Regions from separate parts of the Homo sapiens genome. Here region 2 is linked to region 1. Evidence: read pairs that join two places in POLR2A ChIA-PET (ENCODE). Cell type or tissue: IMR-90. All regions are shown on one strand. Each heading gives the region's core, and the rest is flanking DNA. Links, peaks and the distances in the headings are about the cores only. Region 1 overlaps AGA-DT (AGA divergent transcript). Region 2 overlaps AGA-DT (AGA divergent transcript).

Evidence for each region. Peaks named below come from ENCODE experiments on the same cell type or tissue, not always from the same donor. Only the 100,000 strongest peaks of a DNase experiment are listed, where the experiment ranks them.
Region 2: POLR2A ChIA-PET joins it to region 1 with 20 read pairs; 2 of 35 experiments call an interaction of 5 or more read pairs at or near these places.

Annotation. Positions count from the first base shown.
Region 1 is chr4:177,462,440-177,472,945 of GRCh38, forward strand. The region is part of intron 1 of AGA-DT (AGA divergent transcript); the gene reads left to right. Among named protein-coding and RNA genes, the nearest start is that of AGA-DT, 23 kb to the left of the region's middle. In IMR-90, for the core only: no CTCF peak of the experiment used is centred there; no DNase peak of the experiment used is centred there.
Region 2 is chr4:177,564,108-177,574,613 of GRCh38, forward strand. The region is part of intron 1 of AGA-DT (AGA divergent transcript); the gene reads left to right. Among named protein-coding and RNA genes, the nearest start is that of AGA-DT, 120 kb to the left of the region's middle. In IMR-90, for the core only: no CTCF peak of the experiment used is centred there; a DNase peak (open chromatin) is centred at 5,514; H3K27ac peaks cover 1,069 bases.

The DNA of each region.
Region 1 (10,506 bases), core at 1,759-9,758:
GTGGGTAAGACTACAAACCCTGGAGTCTTCAGGTGTATCTGTTTGAACCCACTATATAAATTTTGTTGTTTGTAGTATAGAACTATGTTTTTCATATTGTAGAAAGTTTTCATTTCATCTAACTATTTCCTTGCTTATTTGATGTGTTAGTCCATCTTCCTAATAAAATCCTCTGTTTTGCCAAGAATTTCAGTTTCTTCAGTGGATTCTTTTATCATCTTCATAAAAGGCAGAGGAGATGTCTGGGTAGTGCACACAGTTGTGTCATAAAAGCTGGTGTCTCTTCTGAGAGTCTGGGTATCCTTTCTGATTAGCTAGTGCTGATGAGTCAAAAATAAATCATTTGGGCCGAGCGCGGTGGCTCATATCTGTAATCTCAGCACTTTGGGAGGCCGAGGCAGGTGGATCACCTGTGATCAGGGGTTTGTAACCAATCTGGCCATCATGCCGAAACCCCGTCTCCACTGAAAATAACAAAAATTAGCTGGGCCCTGTGGCGCACACCTGTAATCCCAGCTATTTGCTGTGTCACCCAGGCTGGAGTGCAGTGGCACAATCTCAGCTCACTGTAGCCTTCTCCGCCTCCTGGATTCAAGTGATTCTCTTGCCTCAGCCTCCCAAGTTGCTGGGATTATAGGCGTGTGCCATCATGCCCAGCTAATTTTTGTATTTTTTAGTAGAGATGTGAGTTCGCTATGTTGGCCAGCCTGGGACCATTTAGATTATTTTCAATTTAATCACTTTTATTGAAGTATATAAGTTATACTAGATTTGTATGTATAGCTTACATATATTTCTTATAGAAAGTATAAAAGTATACATGTGTGTATGTATGAGTGTACAAATATTAAGTATATAACTTGATGAATTTTTACATGTAAAAATTCACCAATGCAATCACCAGTTAGATCAAGTTATAGAACATTTTCAGCATCTCCCCTTAGTTAATTTCTACCTCCTTCCAAAAATAAGCCCTGTTCTTATCTCTATTGCCACAGAACAGTTTGCCTGCTCTTGAACTTCACATACATGAAACCATACAGTCTGCATTCTTTTATGTGTGGCTTCTTTATTTCAACACTACATCTGTGAAATTCATATACATCACTGCACGTAGCTATAGTTCCTTCTTTTTCATTCTTGTGTAGCACATTGTTCTACAGCCTGTTTATCCATTGTGGTATTGATTGATTGCATTGTTTCCAATTTGGGCTAGCTGTTACTAGTATGTTTGCATATGTTCTCGAGTAGACATAAGCATTCATTTCTGTAGTGTGTGTACCTACAACTCATTGCTCTTAAGCAAGGTAAGTAAGGCACCTTTGTCCATTTCTTGGATTCTACCTATCTGCCTAAAGGGAGATTAACTCCCTTCATATGCTGAAATCCTCTTTGTGTAGGAATTGTTTCCTTGCTCATTTGATATGTTCATCTATCTCCCTAATAAAAGCTTCTGTTTTGTCAAGAAAGCAAAACAGAGTTGAAGTGATAGCTCGTAAGATTTAAGCATGAAGGTCTAACAGGACTATGCCACAGGCAGAGATCAAAAAAAAGAAAAAATGATAATTTTATCATTAAACCCACGGTCTCAGCCCAAATTCTCTGCTCCAGAAAAGCTAATCCAAACATTTCAGAAACTGTCATTACCTGCAGCAATTTCCAACTCATTCCTACAAAAATGTAAGAGGCATGCACAGCTTCTTACAGCACCCTGATCTTTGAGAGAGAAATGCCAGCTCTTCTCTGCCTCATGACTTATACCTTCAGGCAGAGGAAGGAAAAGCAGTGTGAATTATGTTTACATATGCTTAGGAATTGCATTTGACAAGGCATAATGAATCAGCGATGTTTTCTTGTTTGGTTTCTGTCTCAAAATTGATCTAGCTCCAAGTTTAGAAGACCCTACGACGTGACTCAGTAAGTGGCCTCACCTTCATCCGATTGCTCAGAATTAAAACCTAGAAGTCATCCTTGATTTTCTCCTCTCAAATCTGTCTCCATTCATCAGCACGTGCTTTTGACTCGATGAAACGCTCCAAACACAACTGCTTCCCACCGCCTCCACTGCTGCCTCTTGTCCCTGCAGCATCATCTCTCACCCACATTGGCCACAGCGGCTTGTTGTTGGTGTTCCTGCTTCTACTTTTGACTTGTTTCTATTGTCTTCCATGCCCACTGGAACTGTAATTATTTTTTGCAAATGTAAGTTAGATAATGACATTCCACTGTTAAAAAAAAAACAAAACAGAAAACAAAATGAAAGAACAAAATAAAAATGTCTAGTGACCCCCTGTTACACCTAGCCGAAAATCCTTACTTGGCCCAGAAGGGCCTAGATTCTCAGTCTTGACTGCACATGGGAAATCACCTGGGGACTTGAAAAATACTGACTTTAGCTGGGTCTGGGGAATTGTGTGTGTGTGTATGTGTGTGTGAGATGGAGCTTCGCTTTTATTGCCCGGGCTACAGTGCAATGGCACCATCTCAGCTCACCGCAACCTCCGCCTCCCCAGTTCAAGCCGTTCTCCTGCCTCAGCCTCCCGAGTAGGTGGGATTACAGGCATGCACCATGACGCCCGGCTAATTTTTTCTATTTTTGGTAGAGACGGGGGTTTCTCCATGTTGGTCAGGCTGGTCTCGAACTCCTGACCTCAGGTGATCCACCTGCCTCGGCCTCCCAAAGTGCTGGGATTACAGGCGTGAGCCACCGCGCCCAGCCGGCACAGGGAATTTAAAAGCTTCCCAGAAGTTTCTGATGTATAACCAAGATTGAGAGCTACTCTAGGATCCTTCCACCACTCTCTTCCTCTCTCTATCTCCACCCCAGTTGCTTACTTGCTGTGTTTTGAGCACACTCTGATCCTTTCCACCCCAAAGCATGGATCATTCTTGCCCCAGATATTTGCATGAGCTATTCTTTCACACAAAGAGGTCTCTGCTCAAATGTTACCTTTTCAAATATATTTTCCCCAACGAACCTACCTAATGACTATTTTTTTACCCTGTATATTTTTAGTTTTTATATGAAATTATATTACTTGCTTCTTTACCTGTTTATTGGTGCTCTTCCTCACAAGCATGTAAGTGCATGAAGATAGACACCTTGTCTTATTCACTAAGACATTATCACCCTGGCATATAGCGTGCTTGGAACTCATTCTCTGATTAGTGTTTTTCAGTGAAAAAAATGAGGATTACTCAAGGTTCTGGGATCTGGATTTGCTACAAGTAGCTAATTGTAGCTTATGGATTCTCTGGTTTGTAAGGCTTTTGTTGCTTTTGTTCTATTTGCAACCCTAGACTTTCCTTCCAGAAATAGTCATCTGGGCGTGGTGCCTCACACATGTAATCCCCATACTGACACAGGTCGATCACTTGAGGCCAGGAGTTCGAGATCAGCCTGGCCGATATGGTGAAATCCCCTCTCTATTGAAAACACAAAAAACTAGCCAGGTGTAGTGGCGGGCGCCTGTAATCCCAGCTACTCAGGAGGCTGAGGCAGGAGAATAGCTTAAACCCAGGAGGTGGAGATTGCAGCGAGCCCAGATTGCCCCACTGCACTCCAGCCTGGGCGACAGAGGGAGACTTTGTCTCAAAAAAAAAAAAAAAGTCAAGGAGTCTTTTGCTTTTACTTGCTTACCTATGCCGCTATATTTTACATTCAACTTCCTTCTGATACACAGGAAGGACTGTGTCTGCTTGGACTGGACACAGTTGGACTTTCAAGTGAGTTGGCTGGCTGTGGGTCTTTGATTATTCCTCTCTGTTAGAGGGGCAGAATCCACCATTTTCTTAGGAGAATGGTGCAAGTGGGAAATCCTTGTCCTATAGGCTGAAGGCCAGTCACTTCTCTCTCTCTCTCTCTCTTTCTTTCTTTCTCTCTCTCAATAGGGTCTCACTCTATTCCTGGGCTGGAGTGCAGTGACACTATCACAGTGCACCATAGCCTCAACCTCCTGGACTCAGGTGATCCTCCTACCTCAGTCTCCCAAGTAGCTGGGACTACAGGTATGCGCCATTATTCCCAGCTATTTTTTATTATCTTTTTTGTAGAGATGGCGTTTCACCATTTTGCCCAGGCTACTTCTCTCTCTCTTTATTCATGCTTCCTTTCACTTTTTGATATCTAAGCCTTGCCCATCTCTTTTTCTCAGCCAGGGGGATGGATCTACACATAGAGGACTTAAGCTCTAGGTACAGACCTTCCACATACCTGTCTGCCTATCCCTGGCTTAGGTCTGGGTCCTGGTCACTCACAAAGAGGTCCAAGATGGGTATATTGCAGCTCCAAGGCAAGTAAATGCTGCAAATCTTTCTCCTGAATTAGAACTTGAATAAAGGAGGAGTCAGAGTCCAAAATCACCCTCCAGCATTGAGGCTGTGGGCTTACAGTGGTCGGGAGCGTCTGAGTGCTAACTCTTCCTGGCTAAAGATTGATTTCTCAGGAATAGAAAATCTCATTCATATTCATGTCGTAGGATCTTTCAACATGCTACGGTGCTAATATTATTTCATTATTATAATCTTGGGAGTTATTTTCCTGGTGAAGAACCAGATGTATGAGAGATTAAGTTATTGGTCTAGAGTCATATAGCTTGTGAGAAGAACTGAGGTTTGAACTTATCATTTGACTACAAGAACTGTGCATGCTACATTTTACCACATTACTTTTCTAAAACTAAGAGAAAATACAATGAAAAAGTGAGAGAGGTGAGAAAAAAATGGAGAAACTAAGATGGAGAAAGAATAAAAAGAGTGAAATAAATTTTACTTTGGATTGGTGAATAGAAACTGATCTGGCTATTTTAAGCAGAAAAGGATTTTCTGTAGTGGATTAAGTGCTAATAAGAACATACATATGATGATGACACAAAAGTGGGAACAGTCCTTTTTTGAAAAAGCGAAAATAAGAAAAGTCAAAGATGTCCTAAATGTACATGGCTAAATGTTTTTTAAAATTGGAGTGATTCTGAAACATAATATGTAAAAAATTCTGCAACATATGGGCAACAGGAAATAGGAAAATGATTATGACAGATAAAAAACAAAACTTTTTTGACTGTATGCCATGCATGAAAGCTCAACATTAAGGGAGTTTATAAAGCCCTTACAAGAGTTTCTGCATATAGAGAGAGATCAATAAGTACTAGCTATTAGTATCACTATCCTAACGTTTACCCAGGAGAAACCATAGACTACATATATCATGTGGAAAGTGCCAACTCACACAATTTTTGTTGCAAACTCCAGGTAGTTGACTATTTTGAAAGTCCCTTCAAGTCTTCTATTGTCAAGATAAGTGACAAGGCACCCGCCTATGGAGGGCTCCAGATTCAATATTTGGTAAGGTGGCTCCAAACACATCTGAGACATAAGGTTGGTGGTGCCAGCCTCAATAGATTCTGTTCTTGCTTTTTTCTTTTTTTAAATTATAAGTCATATACTCCTTACGTCAAATCAAACAGCAGAGATGTATGAAGAGAAAGTTCAGAAATGCAGCCAAATCAAATTTCCCATCTAATTTTGCTAACGAATGTTAATGGCTGTATGCCAGTCCACACATTTCCAATCAGTGCATTTCAAATTCAGGTAACGTTTGTTCATTTTGGAAAAAGTTACAAAATAGAAGCTAGGAGTAAAATAGCATGCCTTCAAAAGAATTTCATTTCAGAGAATTATTGGTGGAAATACAAAGACAGTAAGCTTAATTCCTTTATGGATATATGAACAAAAGGACTTAGAACAAACAAATTACCTTTATAGTATTTTGTTAGTTAACTATAAAAATAAATTTTTGTTGGTATTATTCTGGAAAAAAAAAGAATGCTTATTAAACAAGACTGTGAGCTCCTTAAGGATTGGTATTATCATAAAACCTAGCAAAGAACCAACCTCACCATGTGATGGGTATTTTCTAAGTATTTGTTAAAATTTTAAAAAAGAACATTTAAACTCCATTAAATGCCAGGCTTTTTGTTTCTATAATGTCAATGGAGTGTTCATTTTACTTATTATGAATACTACTTTCTTCCACTATAATCATTAAAATCAGATAAAACATTTATTCAATTTGTTTCATGTATTTTTATTTAATTACTGTTATTGTACAGTTATATGTATTTAAGAATTTAGTATATTTTCTACTTGTTTTATGACTGAATATTTTAAAAAATTTGTTATAAATTTTCAGTACTTCCTTCGTATAATACATAGCATACATATTAGCTTACTTCAGCACCACCTAAATTAATGTTTCTGTAAGAAACATTACAAAGTCCAAATAATACATTGTTTAGAATTCTAAGTCTGTTTATAATTTAGGGACTGCTTATAATGATTCATTTGGGGGGTTTAATCCATAGCATCAGGCATATATGAAATGTGCATTAATGGCACAGGAAGAAAAGGAGACAAAGGAAGCATCTACTTTTAATTACCTCTGAAAAATATCTAAGTAATTTCATACACATGTCTACCTGTTTTCTTCCTGACCATCTCAAGGGACAGCTTTGCCACAATAGTTCCCAGTAACTGGTTTTATTCCAAACAAATGTAGCCCAAGCTGTACTTAAATCTGCATTATATCTGGGTGTCTCCTTCTTGCTCTCCTTTCTCCCTTCTATGAGGACTTTGCCTTTTGTTAATCAGCTAACAAAATTCACGTAGTGCCACTCATCAAGAAATCAAGGCCCTGTAATAGGGTGCTAGGTTATTCTTATTGAAATGTAGTATCCATCTCGCTCAATATGAAGCCTATGATTGAATTTAAATAATAACCAAATCTACAGCTCAACCAATTGGTTTTTAATGAGATTCTTGCATAGTTATATTTTATTTTGTATAAGGAATAGGGTCCTTGTGCATCATTGACTATGGAAAGGTTAAGGAAGAAAAAAGTGTAAAGAGAGTTTTAAAACATATAAGGTTAATTGAAATTCCAGGTTCTTCTGCAATCAAAGCAATTCTAACTCAGTTTGGTGGCAATGAAACATGTTTTAGAGGTGTGTTAGTTACGGTTATGAGGAGCAGATATTTTACCCTGGTTAGTGTTAATTTTGCTAAAGAAACCAGTGTCTCAGAAAAAGTTTTATTTCCATTTGGATGTGGTTTTGTTAGTGTAAATTTGATAGGAAGGGCAAGACTCTCCAAAGTTGGGTCTTCTTCCTTTCCTTTTCAAAAGAGAGATGGTCAAAGGCAGGAGCTAAAGCATCTTGATTTGAAAAATAGACCTTTAATTAAAGAACGCCATTTTCTTGTCCTGCTAGAAAACAAAACCACATCTTTAAATCTTCTGTGGATGGTTGAGAGATTATAATAAAGATTGGTGTGCTAATAATCCTTTTTATATATATATAAAAGCAAAACTGATGGATTTTAGTAACTATAAAATACTATTGAATATATCAATCGCATACATTTTTATTGGCTGCATTTTCTAGTAATTGCATATAACACATGAATGTGCTTCTAATTAAATTAATTCATTTAGAGAAAAAAAGACCTTATAAAGCAATTGCTAGTTTCATGATCTTTTTTTTTTTTTTTTTTGATATGGAGTCTGGCTGTCACCCAGGCTGGAGGGTAGTGGTGCACTGCAACCTCTGCCTCCCTGGTTCAGGTGAGTCTCCTGCCTCAGCCTCCCAAGTAGCTAGGACTACAAACATGCACCACCACGCCTAATTTTTTTATTTTCAGTAAAGATGGGGTTTCACCGTGTTGGCCAGGCTTGTCTCAAACTCCTGGCCTCAATTAATCCTCCCACCTGGACCTCCCAAAGTGCTGGCATTACAGACATGAGCCACCATGCCTGGCCTAATCTTATTTACCATAGATTTTTTTTTTTTAGGTGAATGAACTAGGAAACTATTGTCATTGTTTGAAAAATAACACTATGCGTTGATAACTGCAAAAAGTGGCAATTAAGTAGTTTATGTTATTCCTAATGCTAATAGTAAATAATGACACTGAAACAGGAAAGGTTCCCTTGTCTCCCTCGCAGGGCGTGCGATGGGGGTGTGGCTCACTTCTTCAGTGCCCCACTGCTCTAGGGGAGCATACAGACATGCAGGCTGTGGGGCTCCGAGCCTACAGCAGTGTCTAGGAGTGAATGTTTACAGCTGAAGCCCCAGTGGGTGTGTGTTACATGATGCTCTTTTAGTTTGCTGTTTATAGGCAGCTTGTATTAACCAGCTCAGTAAGACCCTCTACCTTGTCCCTAGGGCAGAGGGTTTTCCGTATCCTGGGTTGTTGCCTTGGTGTACCGGAAGAATCGGACCACACGTGGGCTTGGAGAATGAGTGCAAAGTTTTTTTTGTTTGTTTGTTTGTTTTTTTTTTTGAGACGGAGTCTCGCTCTGTCGCCCAGGCTGGAGTGCAGTGGCTCCATCTGGGCTCACTGCAAGCTCCGCCTCCTGGGTTCACGCGGTTCTCCTGCCTCAGCCTCTCAAGTAGCTGGGACTACAGGCACCTGCTACCATGCCCAGCTAATTTTTTTGTGTTTTTAGTAGAGACGGGGTTTTACCTTGTTAGCCAGGATGGTCTCCATCTCCTGACCTCGTGATCCGACCGCCTCGGCCTCCCAAAGTGCTGGGATTACAGGCGTGAGCCACCGCGCCCGGCCGAGTGCAAAGTTTTATTGACTAGAAGTAGCTCTCAGCGGATGGGGAAGCCAGAAGGGAGCTGCAGTTTGGCTCCTCACTGGCCCCGGCTCTCCTTTGACTGCCTCCGCCAAACTCTGCCTCGTCCCGCCGGTTGATGGCCTGCTGGCGTGGCAGCGCCTATTGGCGTGCTCTCCCGCTGGCGTGCTCTCGACAGCCTTGTCGAGAAATAGCTTGTGTCTTCTTCCACCGATGTGTTCTTCACGATGTCCAGCAGCTTCTTTTTCTGCTGATGTGCTCCTCTTGACATCAGGCCGCCTGCGTGTCTACCTGCTAGGGTATAAGCCCAGGATGGGGGCATGGTGGGCCAGAGTGGTCTTGGAAAATGCAACATTTGGATACGAAAGCAGGAGTGCCTGTCCTCACCCAGGTCCATAGGGTTGGAGCCCTAGCTAGGGACTTGCTTTTCTTTACCGGGCACTTCCCTGACCCCGTATCAACATTACTTGATTAAAATTTCAACTTTGCTACTTATTTGCAACCTTATTTGTAACCTTGGGCAAGCTAATTGACTTTTCTTCCTCTTCAGTAAAATGTCTCTGTGTACATGTGTGTAAGTTTGCAATGTAAATAATAGTTTTTGGCCGGGCGCGGTGGCTCACGCCTGTAATCCCAGCACTCTGGGAGGCAGAGACGGGCGGATCACGAGGTCAGGAGATCGAGACCATCCTGGCTAACACGGTGAAACCCCGTCTCTACTAAAAATACAAAAAAAAAAAAAAATTATTTGGGCGTAGTGGCGGGCACCTGTAGTCCCAGCTACTGGGCAGGCTGAGGCAGGAGAATGGCGTGAACCCGGAAGGTGGAGCTTGCAGTGAGCCGAGATCGTGCCACTGCACTCCAGCTTGGGTGACAGAGCGACACTCCGTCTCAAAAAAAAAAAAATAGTTTTTTTCTGAGGATCAATTCATTTAATTCATATAAAGCACTTAGAACATAATACATGCAATATATGTTTTCATTTTTCTATTCAACAAAAGTTATACTTTGAGCTAATTCCCCTTCCCTAGCAGACACATCATCTCAGCCAATGTAAAGGCTTCTCTTTCCTTCATTCTAGGATTGTCTATATTGCAGGAGCTTACAGAGTAACAGGCTTTAGTGGGGGTGCTAGGGCAACAGATCCGACCCTCAGAGTCCTTGCTCATACAGTTGTCTGCTGACATGAGCCGTCCATCATACTGACTGGCCTTCACAATCTAGGTCATTTCTAATATATGTTTGATATGTCGATTTTTCATCTGTCCCTGGGCACACAGAGAAACTGTGAGGCTGTTTGAAGTCCTGTCTGCCTAGACAGTCGGAGGCATAGCTCCTGCTCCAGCCATGCTGCTGGCCTTGTGTTCTCCCCATGGAATGAAACTCAGGGCTCCCCTCATTTTCTGGTCCTACAAATCTAACTGGAAGTTTGCATATGTAAATAGGATGGACTCTGGAACAAATTTGCCCAAAAAATGTAGAAGCACAGAAACATAAGTATCTATTAGAGTTACCAAATTAATATTATTTTGAGCAAACTCTTTCATTCCATTTTTTGGAAGGAAAAGGAAGATTAAAGACAGTAATTGGGATGTGCAAAGACATTAGCAATAATCCTGGGCTGTTATTTACCCTGAGCTTGGGCCAGGGGACTCCTTGACATTTGATCAGCTGACATCATGACTATTAAACTAAAGAAACATTTGTGAGAGTGTAACTGCACAAGACCAATCTGGTTCAACTTTTATGTAATAAAGTTCCGAGTTGATTTTAAGTTGCCATGAAGGTCACGAAACCTGAGCATGCCCAGTTGAACCAAGGGTGTAACCACAGGTGGAACTTGAGTGCTCCCACCAAGGAGTGGAGAATGA
Region 2 (10,506 bases), core at 1,022-9,021, 100 kb after region 1:
CATGTCTCCTTAAATTCCTCTTGGATGTAACAATTTCTTACACTTTTCTTGTTTTTAATGGCCTTTCATAGTTTTGAAGGTTATGGCCAGGTACTTCATAGACTGTCCCTCAGTTGTGACAAATGTTCCTAATGTTTTGGGGAGGAAAACCAAAGGTAATGTGCCATTTTCATCACATTACATCAGGGAAACATACTATCAGCAGAAGCAATCACTGTTGATGTTGCCATTGATTACCTGACTAAGAATAGTGTGTGGCAATTTTCTCCAATGGGAAGTTTCTCTGCCTACTCCCCCTTTCTATACTACATCCTTTAGAAAAAAAGTCATTAGTGCAGTTCTCACTTAGGGAATAGGGAGTAATGTTCCACCTCCTTGAAGGTGGAGTGTCTACATAAGTTGCTTGGCATTTTCTGAATAAAAGATTTATCCCTTCTCTCCTATTGATTTATTTGTTTCATCATTTTAACAGTATGAATTCATGGACATGTATGTAATACTTGGGGACATAATTCTATACTACTTTATGTTATTGCTTGAATGGTTTCTGCTTTAGCTGATCTATCCCTTTGACACACCACATCACCGTATGGGGGTGTGTGTGTGTGTGTGTATGCACATGTTTTAATTTTTTTTAGTTCTTCCTTACTTCATGGCACTAAAGGATACTGTAGGCTTCTCTTCTATATTTCCTACCCCAAGCCTAGAATCCACCATTTCTCCAAGGGGTCCTTGTTCCTTTTGTTTCAGGATGGTATCAGAAACAGACACCTAGGAGCTTTATACGCTCATTGCTGCTGGGTGTCATTGTTTCTAGGACTCTTAGCTGACACAGCAAGGAAATACACACACACGCACACACACACACACACATCATTTACTTTTTCGATCCCTGTTTACCTATGTGTTTTGGCTGCATGTTAGTCACAGAAAGGCTATATTAATACTATCTTATATTTGTGGACTGCATGTTTCAATGGGTTAATAATGATATGCTACCCATAATCCCCTCTCCTCTCCATACCAGCCTCATTTTATGGGTGGAGTCACTATTTGTCTAATTTGGTTTTAAATAGTGACTTTAAATTTTTTAACCAGGCAGACCTATTAAAAATAGTGGTCATCTGACATACAAAGGAAAATGATAGAGGTTTGTACAAGTTTTTTATCAAAGCAAGGAAGGAAAATTATCCTGACTTGTGAAGTTTAAGGATGGATGAAGTGTTTAAGCTCATAAGCAATCATAAAGTCCATTTCCTTGACCTTGTGATTATTTTGGGTCTTTCTATAAAAAATTTCATTTTCTAGCTCATGTTACACCATGTGCAGTTTTGATTACTGCAATATGGTGTTACTGCTTTACCAAAGGTAAATATTCATGCCTCATTTTTCCAACCATATTTAAGCTGGTCTGTGAAGCTTTGTTTTTTGTTTTGTTTTGTTTTGTTTTGTTTTATTATTATACTTTAAGTTACAGGGTACATGTGCACAACATGCAGGTTTGTTACATATGTATACATGTGCCATGTTGGTGTGCTGCACCCATTAACTCGTCATTTACATTAGGTATATCTCCTAATGCTTTCCCTTCCCTCTCCCCTCACCCCACGATAGGCCCCCATGTGTGATGTTCCCCTTCCTGTGTCCAAGTGTTCTCATTGTTCATTTCCCACCTATGAGTGAGAACATGCAGTGTTTGGTTTTTTGTTCTTGCAATAGTTTGCTGAGAATGATGGTTTCCAGCTTCATCCATGTCCCTCCAAAGGACATGAACTCATCATTTTTTATGGCTGCATAGTATTCCATGGTGTATATGTGCCACATTTTCTTAATCCAGTCTATCATTGTTGGACATATGGGTTGGTTCCAAGTCTTTGCTATTGTGAATAGTGCCGCAATAAACATACGTGTGCATGTGTCTGTATAGCAGCATGATTTATAATCCTTTGGGTATATACCCAGTAATGGGATTGCTGGGTCAAATGGTATTTCTAGTTCTAGATCCCTGAGGAATCGCCACACTGACTTCCACAATGGTTGAACTAGTTTACAGTCCCACCAACAGTGTAAAAGTGTTCCTATTTCTCCACATCCTCTCCAGCACCTGTTGTTTCCTGACTTTTTAATGATTGCCATTCTAACTGGTGTGAGATGGTATCTCACTGTGGTTTTGATTTGCATTTCTCTGATGGCCAGTGATGATGAGTGATGATCATGTGTCTGTTGGCTGCATAAATGTCTTCTTTTGAGAAGTGTCTGTTCATATCCTTTGTCCACTTTTTGATGGGGTTGTTTTTTTCTTGTAAATTTGTTTGAGTTCTTTGTAGATTCTGGATATTAGCCCTTTGTCAGATGATTAGATTGCAAAAATTATCTCCCATTCTGTAGGTTGCCTGTTCACTCCAATGGTAGTTTCTTTTGCTGTGCAGAAGCTCTTTAGTTTAATTAGATCCAATTTGTCAATTTCGGCTTTTGTTGCCATTGAAGCTTTGTTTTTTATTTGACTCTTTTAATTATTTAACTAGTATTAGCTTTTATTTTATGTATTAGCTTTTGCTAACAAAAAAAGTCAAAATCTCAATGACTTACCTCAAACACTTATTTTTGCCCGCTTGTCTCTATACATCTTCTCATTCTGAGACTCAGGTGCTGGAGGAGCCTCCATGTGGCTAATGCTGTGCTCATGGTAGAGAACCAGGAATACAAGCCCTGCTAAGCCCGTTGCAACCACATTAAGCTTCTGCTTGGATGCAGAAAGGGCATATGTCCTCTCATTCCATTGGCCAAAGTCCAAAGTCAATGCGTCAGACAGGATCATCTACTCCTCCTGTAGAAGCACAGGAAAGTTATGGGAAAATCGCAAAGGATGTAGAAACAAACTACAGAGAGTGAATGAGGAAACACAAGCAAGAACCCAGCCTCAGAAACTTTGCCTAAATACTTATGCATTAGAATTACATCAGCTATACGTGTCAGAAAGACCAAGAGAAAATGGCTTAAAACAAAGGAGAAGTTTATGTCTCCCTCACCCAAATGAATGGTCCATGCTCAGTATAGACCTTCACAACGTTCAGGACTGAAGCTCTTTCTACGCTGTTTCTCAGCTGTATGTGATGGTATGGTTTAAGATGGTTCCAGGCAGTAGTATGGAGGAAGAGATGGTGAAACAACACATCAGTTGTTTTTTCAGAAGGGTTTAGAAAACTGCTAAGTAATAATTTTATTTACATTTTATTGGCCAAAACATAGTCACATGATTATACATAAATGCAAGGAGACTTGAAAATATGGTCTTATTCTTTGTTTCTCTGTGCCCAGCTAAAATTTTTATTATTGTGGAAGATGTGGAGAAAGAGTTGGGAATGAAAACATGTTAACAGACTTGGAGCAAAGTTCTTTGAATGAATCAGATAAAGTCTAAAGAATGAAGGAACATAAGGTAATCAACAAAAGACCAAATGAAAGGCAGAAACAGGTTAAAAAATTCAGAAAATAATGGTTCAATTGAGTGGAAAATGCAATGAGGTAACAACAGGTAACAACAGACTTTGAGCAGAGAAGAGAGATGGCTGGAGGATGGAAATAACTTTGAATTTTTGTAGGAGATAGGTGCAAATCAAGTTCTCAAAGAGTTAAAATTCAGTATTTTTCTGCTAACGTAACGATCCATCTCAGGAATCTTAAGTTAACCAACAATTGCCCCAAACTTGTTTCAGTTCTTCTTATGACCTTTCATTTAGATTAGTTTTAAGTAATTTATTTCCTCTGGTATTCTAATCAAATGGCTTAAAAAGGATCTCTGAGATTCCTGAAGTATGCTTGGCTGTTCAAATATTTTCCAAACAAATTAATGGACTTGCAAATCAGACAAAAGAGAAGTTAGGCTGAGACTGCATTGTGTGCTCTGTAAAGCCAGAGAATGAAAGGATGCACTGTGTACCAAGACATTGACTTAGGACAGTAAATGTGAATACACCTTCTTATAGCAACGAGCAAATGTTGGTTTAAAAATACTGGTAGCACAGCCGGGCGTGGTGGCTCACGGCTGTAATCCCAGCACTCTGAGAGGCCGAGGCGGGCGGATCACGAGGTCAGGAGATCGAGACCATCCTGGCTAACATGGTGAAACCCTGCCTCTAGTAAAAATACAAAAAATTAGCCGGGCGTGGTTGCGGGCGCCTGTAGTCCCAGCTACTCGGGAGGCTGAGGCAGGAGAATGGCTTGAACCCGGGAGGCGGAGTTTGCAGTGAGCCAAGATCGCGCCACTGCACTCCAGCCTGGACGACAGAGCAAAACTCCGTCTCAAAAAAAAAAAAAAAATAATAATGGTAGCACACTAGAGCATAACGGGAATTTTATACTGACAATTTCATTTACAGTATTTAATTCAGGAACATCTCTATGAATATAGGCACTCGATATGTTTCATACCTGTGTTCTTATACTTTGGTACCTATTCCTCATCTTTTGTAAATGGTATTTAAGACACATCCTAATATTTCTGAAGTATTCAGGGATATTTTTAAAGTGTGGGTGACGTATAAATCACCAGCTAGTTGTATCTGGTGCGTTTTACTTTGTGCTTGAGAATGGCATTGCAATTCTGGCCAGTGACTATAGAGTAGTCATTTTCTAGTTAATTGGTTTTAAGAAAGTTTAATCATTACTGGAAGCACTTAAACAGACATCAGGTTAGACTTGACGTTTATTTATTTATTTTTTACGTTTCACCCTCTTGGTCTTTTATTCTTTTATTTTAAGTCTTGTTTTATTTTAGCATATGAAGTGAATGCAGACCATTCTAGCATTGTACATCTGGGGGACTACCATGACCTTTAAGAACAGCAGCATCAGAGGAATCTGGGGAAATATATGCTTTGAACATTTAATAACACCACTGCCATGACTTAGTGAATATTTCCATGCCTGTGTATTATGAAAATATAGCACTGGGACCATGGTTGAAAAGTTCAAAACCACAAAAGCTGAAGAATACATGGCATTTCAAATGTCTGCATTACTGTTCTGTGAGATGTTTAGTTCTACTTTGCTAGAGCCGGGATTATTTAAACCTCGGTCCTGTAGATTATAACAAGAACAGTTGAAACAGCGATGATTTCATATCTGAGATGACTCTATAATGTAAAATGCTTTTTAAATTCTCAAGTTTAATCAACAGTGTGTGAATGTAAAGGTTGTTATAAACTCATGATCAGTGTTTTACAAATAACCTGAATTCTTTTGAACTAGCTGTGTTTTGACAGAGGTTTTTTTTTTTTTTTTTTCTTTTTTTGGTTTTTTGCTTCTCTGACAAAGGCCTTTGGAAGAATGAGCTTCTTCCCCCACATCTTTATTTATTTATTTATTTTTAAGCTATGCTCAGGAAAATGAACATTTCTCCTTTGCAGTTGATAACAGCATTTACAAGGTATACAGCATATAGGGTTGTTCCAAATTCCTTCCCCAGATAACCATGCTTGCCAAATAGCTTTGACTTTGCAAAAACATTGCATTGTTGGACAAATGCCTAACATGAATCTTTCCCAAACTTTCGGTTGGGGAAGCAAATATGTGGAATAATGCTCAGAGCCATTTGCTGTTCAAAGGATTTCAGATCCTCCATCCAGCCCCACAGATACTCAGCCTTTGCTACAGTTTTAGCAGCATGCTTGGCTTTTTTGACAGCAGTAATAGCTCTTTGGCCCACTTTCTCTTCTAAACTTTATCTAAACTTCAAACTCTTTGGCTTTTTCCCCCTCTTTTGCTAAAGCTAGTGATCACATGCTGAATAAATAATCTATAGACCATGATCTCCTGTCCTGTCAGGCTTGTTACCCAAACTCTAAACCAGCGATGTCAGAAACCTGCCTGATAAGTATTCCCAGGTAGATTTTCTAACTACCTCCCCCACTGGTTACCATCATCATTGCTTACATACTTCCAGAACTCCCTCATAGCACATTGACTATATTTGGAAGAACTAATTGGTGGTTCTGGTGTCTTTGTTAGGAAAAAGTGACACTTTTTGAAGTTAATAAAAATCTCTTCAGCTACAGCCTTTTATCAGATGTAACAAAACATTGTTTGAACAAATATGTTCTCAGTAGTAGTGACAGTTCCTTTCTGCTTTTCCTAGCCATCAACATCTTAGGAAAGAAAATGGTAGAAGTTCCTTAATGACATAAAATTAGTTTTTGAATAATGGCAGCTCCTGATAGAATATTGCTTTTCAAATCAAGAACTCAATTAAATTAGGTTCCAATTGGATTGCATCAGCATTTTTATATGTCTTTAAGTAACATATTTTTCATTTGATCTTAAGCAACTTTTAATATCTATTTCAATTCTGTACAAACATTTTTTACTATATTAACGGCTCTTAGAGGAAAGAAGCATATTTATCAAATATCACAATTAAGAAAGTGACTCTGTGATTATTCAGGTGTGACATCAGCAAAACTAAAAAGGGTTCCCTTTAGCATTTACTAACAGAATTTTCTTGAGAGGCAATGAGAAGCAGAGAGATCATGCTCTTTGGGGACAGAAAGTTTACCTGAATACAACAGAGCTTGATTTATTCAGCAGTGACTGAGAATTCAGTACAGTCTTTCAATATTTGAACTCTAGTATAAGATGTACTTGTAAAAATTTCTTTATTTCCCATTTGTAAATGTTAAAACAAACATATTCTTGTTTAGTGTGAGGGAAAAGGATAAATATAATCCACTAAATATAGTGCAATGCCGATGGGTGGCTGGGTACACTCGATTCTCCCTCCTCCATGATATCGTTATCTACTCTCAATTCACCCTCATTCACATAATACCTAATTGAAATACATTGATAACCTGAAGACTTAAAAAAAAAGGAATTTGGATGCTACCACTGTTTTATAAATTATGATTTTGATATGGGAAAATAAAAAAGTTTATTCATAGAAATCTACTCTGCTGCTTTTCAGGAGCCTTATTTTTCTTAATTAAATTAAATTAATTAATTAATTAATTTTTTTGAGATGGAGTTTCACTCTTGTTGCCCAGGCTGGAGTGCCATGGTGTGATCTCGGCTCACTGCAACCTCTGCCCCTGGGTTCAAGCAATTCTCCTACCTCAGCTTCTTGAGTAGCTGGGATTGCAGGCATGCACCACCATGCCTGGCTAATTTTTTGTATTTTTAGTAGAGATGGGGTTTCACCATGGTGGTCAGGCTGGTCTCGAACTCCTGACCTCAGGTGATCCACCCGCCTCGGCCTCCTAAAGTGCTGGGATTACAAGTGTGAGCCACCATGCCTGGCCTATTTTTCTTTCTTTTAAAAATTTAGATACTTATTTTTAAATGAGAATAGAAAATATTAAGTGATCTAGTTACTTTGTTTTCTTTTTAGCCTAGTGAACTACCAAATTCAGTTGATTTTTTTTTGCATAATCAAAAGTGATACATGAAAATATTAAATCTAAGCAGGTAGATGAATATTTGAATGAGAAGTTGTGCCAGTAGTATGTACATTAACCCAGTAAAATTTATAAATCAGTTCACTAAAAAATTCAGCTAAGCATAACTAACTTGACAATTTTGAATAGTAAGCTATTATTAGCACTTTTTCCACAAGTATATCATATTTCCAAAATATTCAGCACTAAAAATTTTAAGGTTAAAATGGGACTTTATCAAATTCATAAGTATTTTGAATTCAGATGTAAAATAAATTATTTTTATTATTTGAAGCATTCGTTAATTGCACCGTTTACTCAACAAAAATGTGTTGAGTTTCTTTTTTGTACCAGGCACTGTGTAAAGTATAAGTGTGTAAAGTATTACTTTACTTTATAAAGTAAAGATAGGTGAGATGTTCATCCAGCCTTCAGTGACTTTACAGAATTAAAATGTTTCTTAATTAAAAAAAGAAAGGCTTAAACCAAGTAAAAGCCCAAACTAAAGCAAACAGAAATGGACAGAAGACAAAATTCACTGAGGAATTAGCACCAATAAATACACAGGTGTGTTTTCTCACCTGTTTTGTGGGATTAAACTGAGGCAATATTTTCACGAAGTGTATTATTTAGTCTTAAGAAACCCCACGTGTTTCTTAGTTCGCATAAAAGCTGTTGAAATGGGTTAAATAAAAAGTGGTGTTCATTTCACTAGAGATCAATGACTCAAACTGACACTTGTTTCTAATGGTCAGCAAATTTTATTTTCAATGTGTGTATTACTTTTTCATAATCGCAAACCAAAGTTTGCTAATCTTCATCAATCTCCTGAGTATTTAGTATAGTAGAAATGATTTGTTTTGAAATATCAGAGCATATGATGATGGACCTTAATTGTGTGCTGCTACAATAGAATACCACAGACTGGGTAATTTTTAATGAACAGACATTTATTTAGCTTACAGTTCTGGAGGCTGGTAAGTCCCAGATCAAGGGGCAGGCATCTTGTGGGGCCTTCTTGCTGTGTCATAACATGGCAGAAGGGACGACATGTGCAAGAAGGAGGAAGAGAGAGAGAGCACGCACTCGCAGGCACTTGAGAGAGTGAGAGAAGGGGTCTGAACTCATCCTTTTATAAATAAGCCAGTCTCTCAATAATGACATTAATCCTTTTAGGAGGGTAGAGCCCTCATGACCTAATCACCTCTTAAAGGTTCCATCTCTCAACTCTGTTGCATTGTGGATTAAGTTTACAACACATGAACTTTGGGGGACTCATTGAAACCACAGAAGTGACCTATGTTTAATCTTTGTACTATGAAATTTTCCTTAAAAAATTAAATCTAAAAAATTGTAGCTAATAGGTGAAGAATTATCTTATTATCACACTGTTATAAATTGTATTTCTTTATTGCTAATGAGGTTCAAATAGTTTTTTGTTTTATTTTTCATTAACACATAATGATTGTTTATAAAATAATTAAATTTTTAAAATACTATCTTTAAGTCTTTGTGTTGAAACTAAAGACCAAAATACAAATATTTAAATTGGAATGACCTAGATATATAAATATGAAATTGAGGACTTAGATCCTGATGGATTAAAATGGGTTGGCAAATTTCTTCTGTAAAGGACCAGATAGTAAATATTTTAGGCTTTGCAGGCCATATGATCTCTGTCCCAGCTACCTAACTTTTTTGTAGTACTGAGAAATCTTCCACCAACAGTGCATAAATGAATAGACATGGATGTGTTCTTTTTTTTTTTTTTTTGAGATGGAGTCTCACTCTGTCACCCAGGCTGGAGTGCAATGGCGCGATCTCAGCTCACTGCAAGCTCTGCCTCCCGGGTTCAAGCGATTCTCCTGCCTCAGCCCTCAGCCTCCTGAGTAGCTGGGATTACAGGCACCCACCACCACGCCAGGCTAATTTTTTGTATTTTTAGTAGAGACGGGGTTTCACTGTATTAGCCAGGATGGTCTTGATCTCCAGACATTGTGATCCACCCACCTCGGCCTCCCAAGGATGTGTTCTAATAAAACTTTCTTTATACAAACAGGCTGGGTACTGGATTTGGCCTAAAGGATATAGTTTCCCAATCCCTGGATTAAAACATACATTGAGTGGATAGGCATTTATGTTAACCACAAATGTGACTGTGTCTTTGCTGATGAGTCATTGCTTCAAAGACTGAGATTCATTAACTTTTGGGAAGACACAAGCTGCTTGTTTCTCAACTCTATTTTAAGGAAATAGATTGCACTTCTTTCTTTCTCATAATCAGATAGGGATCATGTTGTACTTACTGCAGCTCTGCCAAGGAATCAGTTTTTTATATCAGTGCTTCATCCAATTCCTTCCCGCCATGGCATGTTTGGAAAAGAATCATATTTATATTAAATACTTGGGCAAATGGCTGAGGCTGCTTATGGATGAGGATTTTGATTATGCCCTTTAAATTCAAAGAATTATCACAGTATTCTCACTTCCTTCCCAATTCTTCTTTTCCTCTCCCCCACTTTTTTTTGCGGCCCAATTCTTTGCAGGCTTGAGTTCCTCTAAATATATCCCCCCAAAATGAAGGTGACAAACACTTGCCAGGAATGAGATGAGATGCTGCGGTACATTACTTTTACATATTTTAGTGACCCCATCTATTTTCATTTTTGTGAAGAAACCAGGAAAAATAAGAGATTTTCTAAGGCCTTATTCAGGATTAAATTTACATATTTACATATGATATCTATCTTTTAAAATCTGAAAGAAGTCTCTTTTTCTGGAGTCTTCCTTGTCCTCTGAACCCTTTTCCCTCATGTTCAGTTACTTGTTTATAAAATAATGTCAGCGATCTCAACTTTTTCTAGAGGAAAGTGGGCTCAGAAAAATAAGTTTGAAAAGTAAAGCAGAATCTCCTCTCGTTAATCCTCAGAATCTGTACGAGTCACAGTAAATTATATTTGATGCTGAAACAAACAACCTCACAGTAAATTATATTTGATGCTGAAAAAAACAACCCAAAATTTCTGTGGCTCGCCAAGTTAAGAATATATTTATCACGGACATTCCAGTCTGATGA